2 separate regions of the Homo sapiens genome follow, and region 1 is linked to region 2. The links are chromatin loops, found by intact Hi-C in ENCODE. Cell type or tissue: ascending aorta. All regions are shown on one strand. Each heading gives the region's core, and the rest is flanking DNA. Links, peaks and the distances in the headings are about the cores only.

The links. Peaks named below come from ENCODE experiments on the same cell type or tissue, not always from the same donor. Only the 100,000 strongest peaks of a DNase experiment are listed, where the experiment ranks them.
Region 1: it touches region 2 in a loop (9-fold over the local background); 8 of 110 quality-filtered maps call a loop at or near these places.

The regions. Positions count from the first base shown.
Region 1 is chr2:210,247,471-210,257,370 of GRCh38, reverse strand. No RefSeq gene overlaps it. Among named protein-coding and RNA genes, the nearest start is that of ACADL, 27 kb to the right of the region's middle. In ascending aorta, for the core only: a CTCF peak has its summit at 8,526 (motif pointing left); no DNase peak of the experiment used is centred there; H3K27ac peaks cover 1,699 bases.
Region 2 is chr2:211,152,455-211,162,354 of GRCh38, reverse strand. No RefSeq gene overlaps it. Among named protein-coding and RNA genes, the nearest start is that of CPS1-IT1, 540 kb to the right of the region's middle. In ascending aorta, for the core only: a CTCF peak has its summit at 4,297 (motif pointing right); a DNase peak (open chromatin) is centred at 4,304.

The sequences.
Region 1 (9,900 bases), core at 547-8,546, 900 kb after region 2:
ACAGAATTGGAAAAAACTAAAGTTCACATGGAACCAAAAAAGAGCCCGCATTGCCAAGTCAATCCTAAGCCAAAAGAACAAAGCTGGAGGCACCATGCTACCTGACTTCAAACTATACTACAAGACTACAGTAACCAAAACAGCATGGTACCAGTACCAAAACAGAGATCTAGACCAATGGAACAGAACAGAGCCCTCAGAAATAATGCCACATATCTATAACTATCTGATCTTTGACAAACCTGACAAAAACAAGAAATGGGGAAAGGATTCCCTATATAATAAATGGTGCTGGGAAAACTGGCTAGCCATATGTAGAAAGCTGAAACTGGATCCCTTCCTTACACCTTATACAAAAATTAATTCAAGATGGATTAAAGACTTACATGTTAGACCTAAAACCATAAAAACCCTAGAAGAAAACCTAGGCAATACCATTCAGGACATAGGATGGGCAAGGACTTCATGTCTAAAACACCAAAAGCAGTGGCAACAAAAGCCAAAATTGACAAACAGGATCTAATTTAACTGAAGAGCTTCTGAACAGCAAAAGAAACTATTCCTGCCTTAATACTGTTTCTTTGATCAGATAATTATGTTCAGAACATATGACTAACCACAAAAAAAGATCTTGTTCTTCCATCATTCTTCTAGATTAATTGGTCCAATATATCTTAGATTATACTTCATTCGAGCATTCTAATAAAATTATTACCAAAAATATGCTTCATAAGGAAAATAGAAATTATAAGTATTTCATCTCCAGTTAATGTAGTCATGATGGGCAGCAATATTCTTAAATTAGTTTATGGCAGAATAGACAACTGTTAATCTCTTAAAGGAAAATGCCCTGAATAGTTAAAGATAGAGAGAAGAAATAAAAGTGCACTCTCAATTTCTTAAGTTCATTTCATCTTACTTTAACTAAAATATAGCCTTTCCCTGAGAACTGTTTTCTCTGCAAGCAAAAATGTCTTGCTTCCTATTTTACTGAGAGAAGAAACTAGAAGAGCCGCCATAAGCTCTCTCCACCTCTCTACCCACCTACATGCATCTCTACCCATACGGTCTGCATTTCCTCCAGTTACTATGGAATAGCTGACTGTGACCACCCAGTTCACTTGTCCATCTTCTGCTTTCTCAAGAACATAACTTCTGGAATTCTGTCCCCCTCATCCCTCCAAGGAATTGTTACTTGTCCCTCTATTCAATCATTTCCATCAATATACATACTTGTAATATCACCCATGTTTTAAGAAACCTTAATTCCACTTTCCCCTCTATCTCTTACCCCTATTCTCTGCTCTCCCTTACAGTAACACTCCTTGAAAACATCTCTACTTATTGTCTTCAATTCCTCTTTTTGAATCTGCTAGGGTTTTATGCCCACCACTCCATCAAAACTGCTCTGATCAAAGCAATAATGTACTCCCATTTTTTAATTGAATTCTCAGACCTAAACTTAATTGACCTGTCAGTTGCATTTGACAAAATTGATCACTCCCTTCTCCTTGAAGTACTGTCTTCAGATCCCTATGCTTTCCTGGTTGTCCTCCTGTCTCCTGAAAGTTCTTTTGTTTTCCTAACTTCAACTATCTGGTTTTCTCTTCACTCACTTCCTAGGGGATCCCATTCAGTCTCATAACTTCAGGTACCATTTATATGCTGACAACTCTCAAATTAATTCTGTAGCCTAGCTATCTCCCTGAACTCCAGACTCATACAACAGAGTGTCTGGTCAACCTCTTCTTTTGGATGTTTCATAGTTATCTCAAGCATGAGATATCCAAAAATGAAATGCCAGTTTGCCCTTCCAAAGCCTCCTCTTCATATAGTTTTTCTCCTCTTAGTGAAAAACCTTGAAATAATTCCTGATTCATCAATTTCTCTCACTCCTCACTTCCAATCTATTAACAAATCCTTCAACTCTAGCTGCAGAATAGGTGCAAGTTTTGACCATTCTGCATCTTCCTCTACTACCAGCACTCTGGTTCTCAAGCTACCATAACTCAGTTGGATTATAGCAACAGCCTTTAGATTCATCTTCCTACTTCTATCATCATCTGTCTTACAGTCCATCCTCCACAACACAGCCACAATTATCCTTTTAAAATTAAATCAGATTATCTCACTCCCCTGATCAAAACCCTCAGTGCATTTTCTGCTCACTCAGGGTAAAAGCCAAAGACCTTATAATGTTCTACAAGGTCTTACATTATCTAGCTCTCACTACATCTCTCATTTCATCCATTATTCTCCCTCTTTTACATTCTCTTCTTGCTACTCTAGTCTCGCTGCTTCTTGAGCATGGTGAGTACACAAGGCCTTTAACCCTGTTATTTTCCTGCCTGGACAGCTCCTCCAAGTTACCCTCTTGGCTCCCTCCCTCACTTCCTGAATCTCTAGATGTAACTTATCATTGACCCTAACCAGCTATTCATCTCATTCTGCTTCATTTATATCTTTTTAGACTTTATCGCTTTCAGATATGCCATTATTTGTTTATTTAATATCTTCACCACTACTACCACCACCAGCAGAATGTAAGCTGCATAAGAGCAGAGTCTTTGTATACAGCACCTTGAACAGTTCCTCACACAAAGTAGGTACTCAATAAGAATTCTTGGAAAATATTTCTGATACAAAATATAGTTATACTAATTATCTTTAAAAATGAAAACAGATGTTTTGTTGTTCTTTTGAGTTAGGTTTTTAATGGAAAGAGTTTTAAATAGTTTCTTAATTTTGAGCATTTAAAACCTTTAAAATTACATTTATTGATATTCAAGGAAACTTATTTTGGTATTACCCTCAACCCAAATAGAACTAAAGATATTTACATCTCAGATTTTTAAAACAATATTTTTATGAAACAATTTCTGGCTCACAGAAAAATTGTTAAGTAGTACAAAGAACTTCCATGTATCTTTCACTAGATTCACAACCATTTTTATATGATACAAGACAAGTACAATGTTTCCACATTTGCTCTATTGTCCTCTCTCATGTTGTAGGGTCCCCAGTTCTCCCCCAACTGTCTTTCTGTATTCTGACCAAAAATCATGAAGTGCCTTGACCACTCTGTGACCCAGCCAGCTGCAGGCCTTTCCCAGCAGGCTTGAACCAAAACTGGGGCCTAAACATTCCCAGGTATCTAAGACATTGCCCAAAACACTGAAGCAAACTGTCCCTGCCCTGAGCCAAATTCCTTAAAATCTTAAACAAACTTCATACCCTGACCCCCTCACTGGCGACACACTTAGCAAGAACACCTCTTTTCTCTGTCATGAGGATTGCTGCAGCACTCTGTAAGTAACTTCCCCTAATAAATGCTTTGGCCTGATCACCCTGGCATTTACTGCTTCTTTCTTTGGAATCCGTACCAGCCCAAAACACACGCTTATACAAGGGAGTACGTTGCAGACATCATGCCCTCTTATTCCTGAATATTTCAATGTAATACTGATTTCTTAATGTCTACTAATTTCAAATGGGAATAAGTAATCTAAAATACCATTAGCTGACTAACATAAAATATAAGCCCACAATACAATTCTTTCTGATTGTGTTAAGAATAAAATAACACATATACTAAGTTCTCAGTTGCTTAATAAGTATGTTCTTTATTCCGCTCATAAAAGAGCATAGAAACACCTAGTAGTATAACTTGGTGAGCTTGGGCCAAAAAATGACACGTCCTATAGAAAAAGTAGCTTGAATTGGAGCTACTGGTCTTGTTTATTAGTAATATTTCTACTAGAAAAATGAATGCAAATTGTATGTTATTGTCATGCTGGACCCCTATTAACCTCAGCAGGGATGGCACCAGGTTTAAAAGGCCGAAGAAGAGACCCACATACAGCAAATAAGACATGGGGTTTCATTTGAGAGAACTCACATACCAGGGCAGTCCAGTGGTAGCAGTCTGAACAGGAGAACCGGTCACTGCTTGCAAAAAAGCATGCAGTTTATACAGCACTTTCGGTTAGCAACCGCCCCCACCAGCCAGCAACTTCCACGTGGCAACACTTATTTCTTCAGTTAAGTTATTGCTTTCAGGTGTGTCTGTTACACAGGGTCATTCTCAGGGTATGCTTAATTAAGAGATTGCTGTCACGTAAGTCTACCATACAGTGATAGAGGCAATAGATTATCACAAAGCTCTTAGGAATAAAACAAACAAACAAGCCAATGCAACAACAAATCCTTATAGCAATTCCCAGGTAAAGAAGAGTATGCAGAGTGAGGAGAAAGGGGGGTGAAAAATGGAGGAAGAATTTGAGCTGAACTGATAAGGGTGGCTTGGGTTCCAATGAATAAGAAAAGGAGAGGAGGGGGCTATCTTAAGAACCAGGCCGAGAGAAAGACCCAGAGACAAGAATGTGAAATGTGTGCTCAGGGAGCCACAAGGAGACTAGTATGGTCAGAGTGGAAATGTACATGTAAGAGAACAGCACAGAGACTTCAGACAAATGTGGTAGGGCCTGATTGAAAAGGACCCTGAGTTTCAGCCTATGGGTTTTGAACCCTTTGAAAGTGTTTAAACAGAGAAGTGAAATGAAACTACTGAAGTTATTTGAACAGAAAAGTAAAGAGCTCAAAGTGAGGCTCTAAGAATATTTTTAGAAAATTAAGAAATTGAAGAGGAACTGAATTGAGCCACTGTGCCCAGCCTACACCTAGGAAACATTTTTTTTAAAATAATTTATGTTCCTTCCTCCAGAAATTCTGATTTAAGAGCTCTGGAAGAATATCACAATGATTCAGCTGTATTGAGCCATTGAGAAGATAAACTATAAAGGATTTGTTGAATGAATGAGAAGTCAGTTATTATTTTAAAATTTTAGGCCTAAATATCTAAAATGTAGTGATACTATAATAAATCAAGAACCTCCTTAGAGGGTAATCTTTATGAAAAAGGGGACTACGTCATCTTTATTTGCCAATGAATTCCTAGTGACTAGCGTGGTGCCTGGTGGCTGGTGGTCATTCGGCCAATATTTGTTGAAAACATGAATGGATTAATTCAGGAGAATAAATGAAAAAATAGTTTAGGACAAAATTAATTTTTGAGAGCATGAAGAGATAATCAGCAGACCACTAGAAATACAGACTGAAAGTTAGGAGATTGTTAAACTGAAGTGATCTAACATCTAAGCGTATTAGAAGCATCAATCTAACATTAGAGGTTTTAAAAACATACTTAGCACTGCGGATTTAAAAAAAAATAAGATACTGTTTTCATTTTCAAGATACTAAATCCATACTTATATTGCTTTTCTAGATGAAAGTGATAATTTGATGAGATTTTCAAAAAAGGTGAGCACCAGAAAATATTAGCAGAACAAACAGATGTCAGAATGGAGAAGGTTAAGAAATGTGTGGGAAACTGAAGGCATGAAATATAAGTCACCCTTTGAAGAAATTTGGAAATGAATGCAAAAATGGGAAATAGGACAATTAATTTAAGAATCAAAGGAAGGTTATTGCCATTTGGGATAAACAAAACTAATTTTTTTTTCCAGTATAAAAGGAATTAGGTACAGAAAGATTTGGCAATCGCCTTCCTTTTTGCTACTTCTATGTTCTTTACATGTTTCCTTTGTTGCCCAAATCATAACACAGTATAATTAGGTCTGTATTTCTGTGTCCCTTTCTTGACTCCTCCTTGACTATCTCATTCTCTTTTGTAGTCCTCGCATCTGGCACTTATGAGGCATTCAATAGTTTGTTAAGCCTGAACTGAAAACTCAAAATGAGAGAGGATAATTGAAGGAACACAATCCTGAAAGAGGTAGGTATGTTTAAGGTGGAGGAGAAAGCCTTGGGTAGGGGAGTGTGGTGGTGAAGACATTTCAGCCTTCGAGACAAGTAGAGAGAACTGGATCTGTAAAGTAAAGGCTCATTAGGAAATACAGCGGTAGAAAACTAAGGCAATCCCATTAGATGAAGTTGATTTGCTAAAGTAGGGGGTTGTCTTCTGAAAGGTGTGGAAGGGAAGCTGAGGAGAATATTAAAATCACCTAGGAAACTTTTCTTTTTGTGATGGAGTCTCTCTCCGTGGTCCAGGCTGGAGTGCGGTAGCATGATCTCAGCTCACTGCAATGTCTGCCTCCCCGGTTCAAGCGATTCTCCTGCTTCATTCTCCCAAGTAGCTGGGATTACAGGCATGTGCCACCATGCCCGGCTAATTTTCTTTTTTTTTTTTTTTTTAAGTAGAGACAGGGTTTTGCCATGTTGGCCAGGCTGGCTGGTCTCGAACTCCTGACCTCAAGTGATCTGCCCATCTCAGCTTCCCAAAGTTCTGGGATTACAGTCATGAGCCACTGTGCCCAGCCTATACCTAGGAAACATTTTTTAAAAATAATTTATGTTCCTTCCTCCAGAAATTCTGATTTAAGAGCTCTGGAATGAGACCCTTGGCTTTGACATTTGTAAAACTCTTGGGTGTTACTAATATGCAGCCAGAGATAAGAAGTGCTGGCTTGGTAGAACTTTAGTATTCAAATGCAAGTACTTAGCATCAATTACTCATACTGTCTAGATTTCAAAGAGAAAAAAATGACAGTAGACCAGGAAATGTCACGTCTACTAAGGCAGTGAATGTGATCATTCTGTGTACTATACTTCACTGACTCTCATGTCTGCTTCAGCTGGTATAAAAGAAGTTGTCAATTATGGTGCTGGTTTTTCTCTACAAGCTCACAGACTTCTGAGAAGGTAAGTTATCCTTAATGACATTTCTCTCTCAAGTTAGAGATTGGAACCCCTTTACTCATCTGAATGCAGTTTTTATTTTATGCAAGTTAAAATGCAAAATTTCATAAGCATAACAACCATGTTACTATTGAATACCGGATATCTCAGGTTGAGCAATAGAAAGATCTCCGTTTATTGATATTTTTAACACCATCGCAGTCACAAATAAGATCACTTCACATAGTTCTGCTAAGTCTCCAACCACATCATCAATAAATGGAACTGGGCCTGTATTTACTTAATAAACTGATTAGGGGAGATTGAATGCAGAGTGTTAAGGATAATAATAATCTTTGGCAAAGAAAGGGAAACTAAATGAAACACCAGTCTGCTTAGCTCTTATATAAAAGTAGTACTTGGTTAACATCCACAGTGAATAGAAACTTGCAACCTGCTCCTGGAAATTGTTCTCTTTTACTTTGCTTCAATTATTTACTTTACAAACTTCAAAAATTATTCTGAAACCACTCAATGTTTAGCCTTCCTTCGAAATTAATACAAAACAACTTTCTTTCATCCAAATTTAGTGTCAAGGATAATAGCTAACATTTTTTAGCTTCCTATTACTTGTCAGACACTGAGCTAAATGTGTCATTTCATTTAATCCTTATCATGTCACCACAAGATAACAGCTATTATTATTATCCTAGTTTACAGAAGGGGAAATTGTCAGAAAAACTTGCCCACGGTCACAGAGCCTGTAAATGGAAAAACCAGAATTAAACCCAAATCTTTTCAGCAAACGCTGGGCACGGTGGCTCATGCCTGTAATCCCAGCACTTTGGGAGCCCAAGGTGGTGGAACACCTGAGGTCAGGAGTTCGAGACCAGCCTGACTAACATGGTGAAACCCCATCTCTATTAAAAATACAAAATTAGGCCAGGTACGGTGGCTCACGCCTATAATCCCAGCACTTTGGGAGCCTGAGGCAGGTGGATCACGAGGTCAGGAGATCGAGACCATCCTGGCTAACAAGATGAAACCCCGTCTCTACTAAAAATACAAAAAATTAGCCGGGCGTGGTGGCAGGTGCCTGTAGTCCCAGCTGCTCGGGAGGCCGAGGCAGGAGAATGGTGTGAACCCGGGAGGCGGAGCTTGCAGTGAGCCGAGATCGTGCCACTGCACTCCAGCCTGGGTGACAGAGTGAGATCAGTCTCAAAAAAAAAAAAAAAAAGAAAGAAAGAAAAGAAAAGAAAAAAAAACATATATATGGTGGCATATGTATGTAGTCCCAGCTACTTGGGAGGTGGAGGCAGGAGAATCGCCTGCACCCGGGAGGCGGAGGTTGCAGTGAGACGAGATCACGCCATTGCACTCCAGCCTGGGCAACAAGTGTGAAACGCTGTCTCAAATAAATAAACAAATCTTTCAGCATAAGCTCAAGTACTTAACCACTGTGTTATATTATATATCGGAAATTAGAGCTGAAAGCAATTACATGTATCTTAATTAATCTGGGGTGTGGCAATTTCTCTGGATAGTCTTCATTTTGTGTTCTCACAAACTTCTTAAATTGAGAACTTACCTGTGTGAGAAAGTCTCCTGCTATTCTTTTGCACACAGCAAGAGAATGCTTTTACTATGTGGGTTTTTGTTATTGATTTTTTTTTTTTTAAGGAAAGTGTATGTTTCAGCCCACTTTCATAGTAAGGTATTTATAGGAATTGGAGACAAAGGGTTAGAGTAGTCAATACAAGTATATTGAAGGACAAAGGCTGTATAAAACTATGAAGTGCCTGTAGTGTTTAGATTTATGTTACTCTATTGCCATCTTCTGGTTTTATTATAAAATGCATTTTATAAATGTTGATCTGGTTGTACAGATAGGGAAGAAATATTTTCATAGCATTATGTATCACAGAATGTGAACTTTGCATACCTTTGGACTAAGCTCTTTGCTTTATATATAATTTACTCATTTGTTAATTCATGTATTAATTAAACAAATATTAATGAATCTAGGATTGAGCTGAGTGCCTGTGGGAGGAGAGCCAAGATGTGGCTCATTCCACAGGGAAAACCTAGAGCCTTAAGGAAAGTAAAACATTTATTCAAAGTCATCCAGATGTTCCACAGACATATGGCAGCCAGAGTTTATCATTACACAAATAAATATATATATATGTGTGTATATATGTGTATATTCCTTAAAGTTATATGAAGCACTTCTTTCAGAATATATGACTCTTTGAACAGTCATGTGAAGTAATACAAGAATACAATATCCAGCCCTTGTCTACACCCTTCTACTCTTATGCCCTGCCATTGTTCCCTTTGAATTTAATGTCCGACATCATTGAAACTTTGTAGTCACCTGCATACAAGTTGGAGAATATTGTTCATTAAAACACTATAGCATTGATACAATTTAATAAACCCAAATATATCTGTAGAACAGGACAAATACGAAATCAGATGAAATTATCCTGAACTTTTAATGCCTTAGAGTTGACATATCTATAAAAGAGGAAGCAGCAAACTGGTAACCCACTAACTGAAGCTAGCTAAATCCCACTTTGTTCAATCTGCATTGTGGATTTCTTTTCAATTACTTACAAACTTTCAAATATTAAGGTATTTATATAACAATCCTAGTTTTTTATTATGCTTGAAAAATGGAAAGATCTGCAACTGGATGAGCACTGCTAAATGGTAACAAATGGGCTGGCGCTGAGTAGACTTTGTCCTCTTTGGATGGGGCATGGATTCTCAGTTTGCCTTAGTCCCCACTAGATATCCCTATATAATCTATTTTTGTATGTAAAATTATTCTCTCTTTAATAGAATGTTTCAAGCATAAAAATATTATACAATAATATAACAACCACCTGAGTACTCACCACAAAGGTTTTCAAATATAAGTTTACAAATAGAAATGAACTATTTTGTAAAACTCTCCCGTGATCCCATTCCTGCCCTCCCCATCATGAAGTAACTGCTATTCTGATTTAGTTCTTATTATGTTGCAGGAAGTCAGGGACCCCGAATGGAGGGACCAGCTGAAGCTGTGGCAGAAGAACATAAATTGTGAAGATTTCATGGACATTTATTAGTTCGCAAAATCAAAACTCTTATAATTTCTTATGACGGTCTTTAATCTCTTAATCCTGTTATCTTCATAAACTGAGGATATATGTCACC
Region 2 (9,900 bases), core at 1,120-9,119:
TATAAGATTTCATGTAATAATAATAAAGAATAAACTAAGGCTTAGTGACTATAGGTATTGCTGTCACTAAGGGGAAGAGTATTATTATAACTCAAAGAAGCTGTGTTTTAAATCTGGATGCTCACTAATAATTTTGCAAATGGGTAGCTCTATTGGGAAAGTGCTAATGTGATTGATCCTTCTTGTTTTTGTTTTGTTTTTTTCACATATTGTCATTTGGAAAATCTACAGATCTGTTAGTGTTGTCAGCCCATGAAGCAATTTTTATGTTTTATATAATATTTTTTGTAGTTAAGAGTTAAGACTTTACAGAATATAGACGTAGAAGTTAATCTCATGTCTATCATTTACTGCATGTATGTTTGGAGCCAAATTTTAAACAATCTAAGCTTCATTTTACTTATTATTAAGAAAGAATAATGATTGATTTTACAGCTATTGTATTCATGCTGTTTATATTATAGTAAGCAATAGCTAAAGTAGTGAAAAATCAAGAATATTATATATATATATATATATATGGCTTGTTGACTTATTTGATCGTGTTTAAATTCATATTGATGAAAACTAACTCTGAATAATTTTAACACAAAAAAATGAAGAGCCAATAATATAAATCAATACAAACCAAGTATAAAAATTTATACTGACCTCTAAATAAACATACTGCCCACTAGGATATAAAGCCTGACCTCTAAATAAATAAATATGAAGCCTGACCTCTAAATTAAAGCCGGACCTCTAAACAAATATACCGCCCACTAGGATATAAAACATTTGCAAATTATGTGTGGAAATTTGAAAGAGGTTCCCATGAAATTCTGAGAATAAAAATAGACTGTGGTTTTGAAAGAATGTCTAGAAGTTTATATGTGTTGTTTTCGTTCATTTTATGACTTAAGTTTTTGTACTTTCCTTTTAAAGGTCAGCTTGTTACGGGGAAATCGCACCTCTTCCTTAGTCACACACATCATCTCTAATTGTGCTCAAGAAAACAAACTCACTCTTGTCAGGGTCAGAAATAATTAGCAGGTTTTTCTATGTCTGTTTCTGATAAAGCCTCCAAAATCCACAGAAAGAACACTTTGAAATCATTTAAGATAGAGAAGCCTGATTGGAACTACCTAACATCACGAGTTAATCGTCACAGTTGAGGATTTAGAAAATTAGTTCTTGTCGCTAATGCAAACATAAATGCTAAAATAAATGTTCAGGTTCTATGACCATATACCCCAGTTCATTCTATTAGTATCCTATTTATCAAAATGTTTCAAAAGTAAAATAGGCCATAAATAATACCATTATATATATTTTGTTTGGTATAAATACAAAGAACTTAAATTATTTTGCTGCATTTTTTTTTATAGAAACCCTGAAGGGCTACTCATTTATTTTTTAAATCAGACCATTTCAGCAAGCCAGGTGAAAATACAGGATTTAAATGTGTAATCAGAAACAAAATAAAAGTTACTTTTGCTCTCCCAAGGATAACATAGCCCAAACAGGCTTAAAATCTAAATAATAAAGCAAGACGTTTGCTTATTGGCTGAACCACATAACACCAGTTCCAATTAAAGTTAGCTGCGTTATGGTTTTTGAGAGCTGAGAGAATAAGATTTAATGGAGAACCCAACACCTATTTTCAATGAGGCCAGAATGAGACACATTTTATTTGTATGTTTTTTAATTCATTCAAAGCCACTGCAGTGGAAACTAGTACAGACTTTCGGGAGGTCAATTTGACAAGTTATATCAAGAATCTTCCATATGCTTAAACCCCTAATCTAATAACTCAGCTTCTAAGTTTTTTTTTTTCTTGGAGAAACAATCAAGAATTTATTTAAAGCTGTGGATTTGTAGTTTTAATTATTGTAATAGTCTAACTGGAAAATAATCTAAATACATATATAAATAGAGTTATTAAATAAATTATAGTGTTTTATACAATGTAATGCTATGAAGTATATATCTGAAGATTATTTAAAGTCTTTGGATTATACTTACAATATATTGGTGACAAAAATAAAAATGTTTTCAAAAGGTCATATACGAGTTATACGTTATAAACGATGGCACAGAAACAGTCCTTAAGTCAAACTGTTATTGTGACACCAAGTTTTCTAAAAATTTTATGCAAAACGTTGGTGGCAAGCACTTTTCACAGAATGCTGACCTGAATCTGTTACACCACTTCCCATTTTTTTGTGACCTGGCCAATGCAATATTTGGTTTAGGGAGGCCCTTCTTGCTAAAGGACTATAATTCTTATTATCACCAATTTCTGATATTAGTATTATTTAGAATATGGCAGAATGGTATAGGCTCAGTTGCACGACGTCTTTTCATCACGAGGATTTATGCTTTTTCTAGAAGCTGCATTCAATCACTTTGGGGAAAAGGCTAATGATAAAAGTAGTCTTTGTTGATGCAGTTGGCAACTGAAAATAAAGGAAAGGGAGATACTGTGCATGGCTCAACATTAAAATGTTAGAAAGCATAAAATTAGTAATACCCTGACCCTAGTAATGAAGGATTTTGAAACAGTAGAAACGTGGCACTTTTATTAAAATTTCAAATATGCACACTCAACACTGAATAAATCAATGATGGTTTTTTCTAGTTTTCATAGCCTGAAGGCCAATGTTACCAACTATACAGGATTTGCTTTGATAGGGCAATAAACTAAGAATTCAAATTATATCAAATCCCCAATTAACCAGTGAGATTCAGATATGGGCTGTTCTAGTTATGATGATTCCACTATAGACTAAAACTCCAAATCAGGTAAATCTTCAAAATTGTTCCATGAAGCTGAAAAAAATTCTTCTCTGATATTAAAATTAGTGAATATGAAAGACGGCATTCATCATCTCAACAAACGGGGTTTGCTTAAAAGGTTTAGAATTGAGAGGCTACCAAGAGTAGGCTGTTTCTAAGTTCTAATCAAGAAAACCAGAGTTTCTCATAAATCAGGAAGGTGTACGCTTGTACATTATCTTAACTGTACATTTCTTTTGGCAGTCAAAGAACTTATTCCTACTCTTTCTTCAGATCAATTCAAATTCTTTATTCTCCAGAAATCTTTTTCCAAAGATCAGCTATTTTGGAGTTTTGCTTTCTTCTCTTTGATTTTACTATACCATTGTATATTAATGCCTATCTCAATTACGATTGGAAATTAGAAATGTTGCGTGCTTACTCTTCTTTTCCCTGAATGGCATATTTTTTGAAAGTCAGAACAGGTGTTTTTGTCTTGTCAAAGTCTATTATGGCTGGGAATATAAGTTTTTAAATGAAGCTTGAATGGGCCTACAGAGCACTCCAAAGCATAGTCAAATTGTTGAGAGTATATCCTGAAGCCAACGGTATCCCCCCACCCCGTGCTAAAGAAAAAGCTGAATAATTTCACATATATCACGTATATAAATATACAGTAACTTTAAGTAGTAAGAGAAGGAGAGAAGTTATCTGCATGGCTTTGTATTTTGTTGTTTTTAAAAAACAAATACAATACGAAAATATTTCTTTAGTTCAGAAAAGGGAAAAGATGGCTAACTTTAAAAACTATTATCAATTACTTGGGTGACAATATCTTTTAAGCAGGAAAAAGTAAGCTCAACTAGTTCTGAGTCATATATTGAAATATCTCTAAATATATGACCCTTTGTTCTAACCCAGTGCACACAGACTAACCTTCTAATCTCTTATTTGGTTGCCTTAGGTTGATTTGCTTAAGGAGGGAGAATCTGGGGAAATGGCAGGTGCTAGTTATCCAGTTAGATGTCTCTGTCATTGTGAGTATATAAATCAGCATTCTTGTTTATCTATCCCTTTCTTTTGTGATATTAGCCACTGAGAATCAGTTCTTCTGAGCAAAATCACATCTAAGAGGGCTGACAGCTTGAGGTCCTCAGGTTCCATACCTAAAGGCTGGAGATCAGATTGTAACAACACCATGTGTAAAGCCTTCCCTGAAGCAGCGGGCCAGCCAGGCATCCTTCATTTCTAGTAGTTCTTGATAGCAGAACTTTATAACTAATGTTCCAGTTTCCAATCAAAATGTATGCAACATAATTGCCCCCATCAAAATCTTTCTTTTTTCTTATGTCTACTGATGTTTATAAATTGCCCTCAATGGTGATTTCTGACATTATAATTATTGCAATGAGCATCCTTGAATATATGTTCCTAAATATACATGTAAGAGAACACGGACCAAGAAGTGGACTTTTTGGATGATAGGAGTGACATCCGAAAGGTTTAATAGCCTCCATGACAGAGGTACTGTCAATCAAAGTAGTTGCCGCCAGGGGGCGATAGAGAATGTACTGCTTCAGTATTAGCCTTAGAAGTGTGTGGTACCTTCACTAGAAATTACCAAGTCTTTGAAAGGAAGCTGTAACAATGTACTCTTTTCCACATGTTGGAACTTTAGGGGTTTAAATCTCCTTTGCATTTTGCTCATCCCAATACACAATATAATTTTTATTCAGGATCTTTATTTTTAAGATAGTTAAGAAATATACTTAATTTGTATTTTCTGATGAAGAAAATGGAATCACCAAGGCAAATGTTTGTTGTAACTTCCTGTTCTAGTAACTCTCCTTTGAAATAACAAAATGTGACCTTTATAACCAGTGACTCTTTAAGCAAAACTAAAATTTAGGTGAAAATATTAAGCTTATACTCTATGGTTACTATATATAATTTATTAACTATGATAAAATATAAACATAGTACTCTGTTTTTAAAATATATACATATAACTAGAGTGTAGTTCTAGAAGTAACTACCAATTTGTTCTTAATATTTTGATACAACTTAAGCAATGTGTATCTAGGTTAATATTTCTGTTTTAGTAGTCCTGGTCAAGATTATTGTCCTTTTATATTTTCAGTTTTTCTTAAACCTCAGTTCAGATGAGTCATCTCTGGGTCCTAAAGTTATTCCAAACAAGGGCATCATTTCCAAAGACTCAATGATACAGGGCTTAGATAAGTACAGAAGTTAAGAAACAGAGCCAGATCCCAAAGCCTAGAAAGTAGCCAGTTGATAAATTAGGTTAATAATATTGGGCATCAGATTCCACAAAAAAGGAAATGAAGGAAAAGAGTGAAGTACACATTGATTAAATGCAATTTGTCTAGAACAAATATTGAAATCATCCATTGTGACTTTTAGTTGGGCATGAAAGGTGGTGCTGGACACACTTCTCATGGATGTAGAGAAAGATACTCAGTGGCCTAAACTCAGAAGGACAAGTATTTCCACAATAATCAGTTGTTCATGAGAGCGGTGAGATTATTTGAAGTCATCCTTGCGTGCTTCCAGACATATGTTTATTGCAAATATAACAAACAAAATAGTGTCCCACACATGTAATCAAGGTATAATTTTTAAACTGCTACACACTATCTATTGTAATGTTTCATAACTAATATCTTTCAAACCCAAAATTTATGAAGAAACAGAAACACTACATTATTCAGGTTAAGAAATTATTATATGTTTCTTAGTAATCATATGTAAGACAATGATCAGAAACTTCCTAAAGGAGTTACATTGCAGCAATCCATATTAAAACTAATTCACCCAACTCTGGAATCGAATGCATGCTTGCTTACCTAAATATATTATTTCTAAAGGCATAATGGATTCAGTTATTCCTACTGAGTAATGCAGTTAAATTTTTATTAAGTTTACCATGTTATTAATTAGTGCTACTGGCATTCAAAAATGAGATTTTGATATAATCAGCAACTAAAAACAATTGCTTCTATGGAAAAAGAAACCCATGATATCATTACTATATCATTGCTACATTTTAGTGATGATTTCAACTGAAAACTTAAAAAGCAATACAAAATTACTGAGTGAGATATGGAATCACATATTGAGATAAATATTGATTCAAGTGCTTTATTTTGATAAAGGAAGACAAAGTTCTTGGGTAAAATATCATTAGCCTATATTATTTTGCTGGATTTCTAAAGAATACAAATATCACACATTGGACATTATCCTAGGTGAAAATAGAATACATATTCCACTTTGGGGGCAGGCCCTGCTTTTCTGACTACTAAATTGGGTTTGTAGGATGAATTAATTAGTAGAAGTAAGCCAGAAAGAAACAAACAAATTCTTAATTTCTGGCCGTCTTCTGGCAGAGATGTTAAAAATAATCAGGATTCGTTTCCTTTTTTTTGTTTGTTTTTTGAGACGGAGTCTCGCTCTGTTGACCAGACTGGAGTGCAGTGGCGCGATCTCGGCTCACTGCAAGCTCCGCCTTCTGGGTTCACGCCATTCTCCTGCCTCAGCCTCTTGAGTAGCTGGGACTACAGGCGCCTGCCACCATGCCTGGTTTTTTTTTTTTTTTTTTTTTTTTTTTTTTTTTTTTGTATTTTTAGTAGAGACAGGGTTTCACCATGTCAGCCATAGCCAGGATGCTCTCGATCTCCTGACCTCGTGATCTGCCGGCCTCTGCCTCCCAAAGTGCTGGGATTACAGGCGTGAGCCACGGCACCCGGCCCCATTTCTTAAATTACCTAAATAATCATGTTAATTCTTTATGTATTTGATGGAAACTCTTCCTGTTCTCACCTATGAACGATCAATGAACTATGAACTATAAATAAATTATGTTAGCACGTTTGATATATGCATAAGAATTAAGTTTTAATTCAGATATTATCAAATTATCATACCATCACTTAGCTTTTAATAACATAAGCCCAAATTCTTATAGTAATTCAAAACTAAATTTTAAATGATTACTAAACAACAATTGCATTTGGATAGAATCACCTCAGTGTAGGTCGCCTCAATACATTCAAGCAGCTCTCATGATTTCTGCTTAAGAGAAGAAAATCTTCTCGGAAAATATTTATTTGTGCTTAAGGTCAAATAAATAAAAAAAATTAATGAGAGGATCTAAGATGAATCTGAAAATTGTAGGTGCTATTATAGCCACCATTCTTTATTATTTGAAAATAAAAGATCTTTTCAGGGACCAAAAATTATGAAAGAAAAAGAAAAGACCAAGGAAAAATGGGATGGATGCAAAACCTATCGGTGGTGCATGGAATCACAATTGCCAAGTCTGCAAATCCCATTCCAATTTTCAATTCCATTCCCAGGTCAGTGTGTGGCAAGGGCTCTCTTTATCAAATTACTGTCAGTTTTCCTAAAAGTGTTCTGAATGAGCTGGAGAGTCATCATTTGTTTTTCCTAATAAACAAGTTATTTAAAAGCATATGTTGTTTTGGAGTGAGTATAATAAATACAGTTTTTCAAGTGGGACTCATCTGAATATTTCTCAAAACATTTACTTAGCCTTTAAAAGCATTAGGCTGCTTTTGAAATAATTTATATTTTCAATGTGTAATTATATTAAATGACTAACAACATATCTTTGAGTGACTAAATCTTCACTTTACAGATATGCAACACAGGAGGCCGAGGTGGGCGGATTGTCTGAGCTCAGGAGTTGGCGACCAGCCTGGGCAACACAGAAACCCCATCTCTACTAAAATACAAAAAATTAGCCGGGCGTGGCGATCTGTGCCTGTAGTCCCAGCTACTTGGGAGGCTGAGGCAGGAGAATTGCTTGAGCCCTGGAGGCGGAGGTTGCAGTGAGTCGAGACCGCGCCACTGCACTCCAGTTTGGGCGACAGAGCAAGACTCCGTCTCAAAAAAAAAAAAAAAAAAAAAGATAGAATAAATAAAAGAAATTGTTGTTTGTATGAAGATATTCTACAGAGTAACTGCTACTTTCATTCAAGTGCCTTGCTAATGCCTCTAGAGATGCTAGCTAGTATGCTTCTCACTTATTCCTCCTGGTCATCCACACTATTCCCCCAAGTATTATGTAACTTTTAATTTCCAAAAATTATTTTTGAATTAAAAATTTAGAATTGAAAATTATGTTATAAAAGCACAGAAATTATTTAAATTTAACCTGAAATGCATAGTTCAGGCAAGAGTATCAGAAATAACTATTCTTGGTAAAGTATGGAAACTGAGATTTGAGATATTATTATTTATCAAAAACATTGGCAGAGCCAGAAATGAAACTAAGTAATCATATCCTAAACATTTTCATTTCTTTAAAATTTAAAAATTTAAATTGCTTCAGGAAATAGAAAGTAGTTATGGACTTTAAAAAAGAGGAACAATGGTTATACCTTACTGTACTTTTGCTCCCAATGAATACACATATACACACACACACACACACTCAACTTTCTCTTCCATTAGCACTATTATGCGACACATTTCAAAGTCAATTTTTGGTTTGTGAATTATGTAATTCCGCTAATGCTTACTGAATGCCTATGTTATGCTAGGAGTAATTCTAGGCAATGAAGATACAACACAGATGATTTATAATCAGAAATTAAGTTCTCCAATATAGTCAATGCTTCGAAAACATTTAAATAATAGTTTGTATGTTTTTTATTATGACTTGGTTGGTTGAAAGTAACAGAAGTCTAACTTAAAATGGTTCTTACATCCAGACAGGAGGAATAAGTTATAGTGTCCTGTACCACTGTAAGATGCCTACAGAACACTAATGTATTAGTTTAAAATTACTAAAAGGAGGCTACTGAACATTTCTAACACCAAGGAATAATAAATGTTTGAGATAGACATACTAATTACCCTGACCTAATCATTATACATTATATGTATCAAAACATCACTACGTACCCCATAAACATATACAATTATTATTTGTCAATTAAAAAAATAATAATTTTTAAAAGGGAGAAGAATTTAGCTTGTATGACTGAAAAGTCCAAAGATGGATCTGGTAGGTCATAACTTAATGTTGAATATTGTTTTCAGAGCCTTTTTCCATCTCCGGAATGGATGCTTTTCTCTTTGAATAGATTTCCTCTTTGCATAGGCTTATTCTGCATGGCAGAAAAGAAGGTCTCTGATAGCCTCAAGTCTATATTTCTATTGCTTTGTGAGCCAAGAATAAGATACATTTTCTCTTTCAGCACCATAAATCTTAGAGGAAGCTCTAATTTGTCCTGCTATGGACCGTCCCTCAACCAATCACTTGGGAAAGAAGTTTCCGACTGGCTGTCCCTGGGTTACACATCTACGGTTGTGGAGGGATTAGAGGGGGAGAGAAGGCTGTGAGGCAGCCCTCTCAAATTGCACAAAATAGATTTGTCATAGGAAAAATGCTTCAGAAATAATAAGAATTGAGGACTGTTTGCTGGGCATAAAAGCAATAGTCATTCTATATTGTAATTTTTAGTACATTTGAGATATGGTTGTTTACTTCCCAGTTACTCATTTAAGAATTAAGGTGCATACCTGTCTTTTCATCAAATGATATATAAGTGTTATAATTATGCACCTTCCAAGATTAGCTATTGACTAGGGTTTTTCAAAAAACCTAATTCAAATTGCCGCTGATATTACTAATAAAAGCTACATAACTTGATAGCTGTCAAATCAAATATATATTCTTTATCAAAACTAGCATAGAAATAACTGTAGACAGGAAATAACCTCTAGGCATGAGAAGAGCAAAATGAGGAAAGAGTGGGAAAAATCATAATATTTTTAGGAGTAATTATTATATACGAGGTCCCACTCTAGGCAAATGTTTTACATTATCTCACCAATTTCTGACAACTACTCCATGAGAGATATACTATCTCTTCAATTTTCAAATACAAAATATAGACTCAGAGAGAGTCTCCTTTGAATAACTTGGACAAAGACAGACATGTAATAGCAAGTCAATATGACTCTGAATCTTATGGTTTTTTTAAATACAAGAAAGTAAGTTTAAGAAAATAAATATGTTTGCATTTGTGTGTGTGTGTGTGTGTGTGAGAGAGAGAGAGAGAGAGAGAGTGAGAGAGAGGGAGAGAGAGA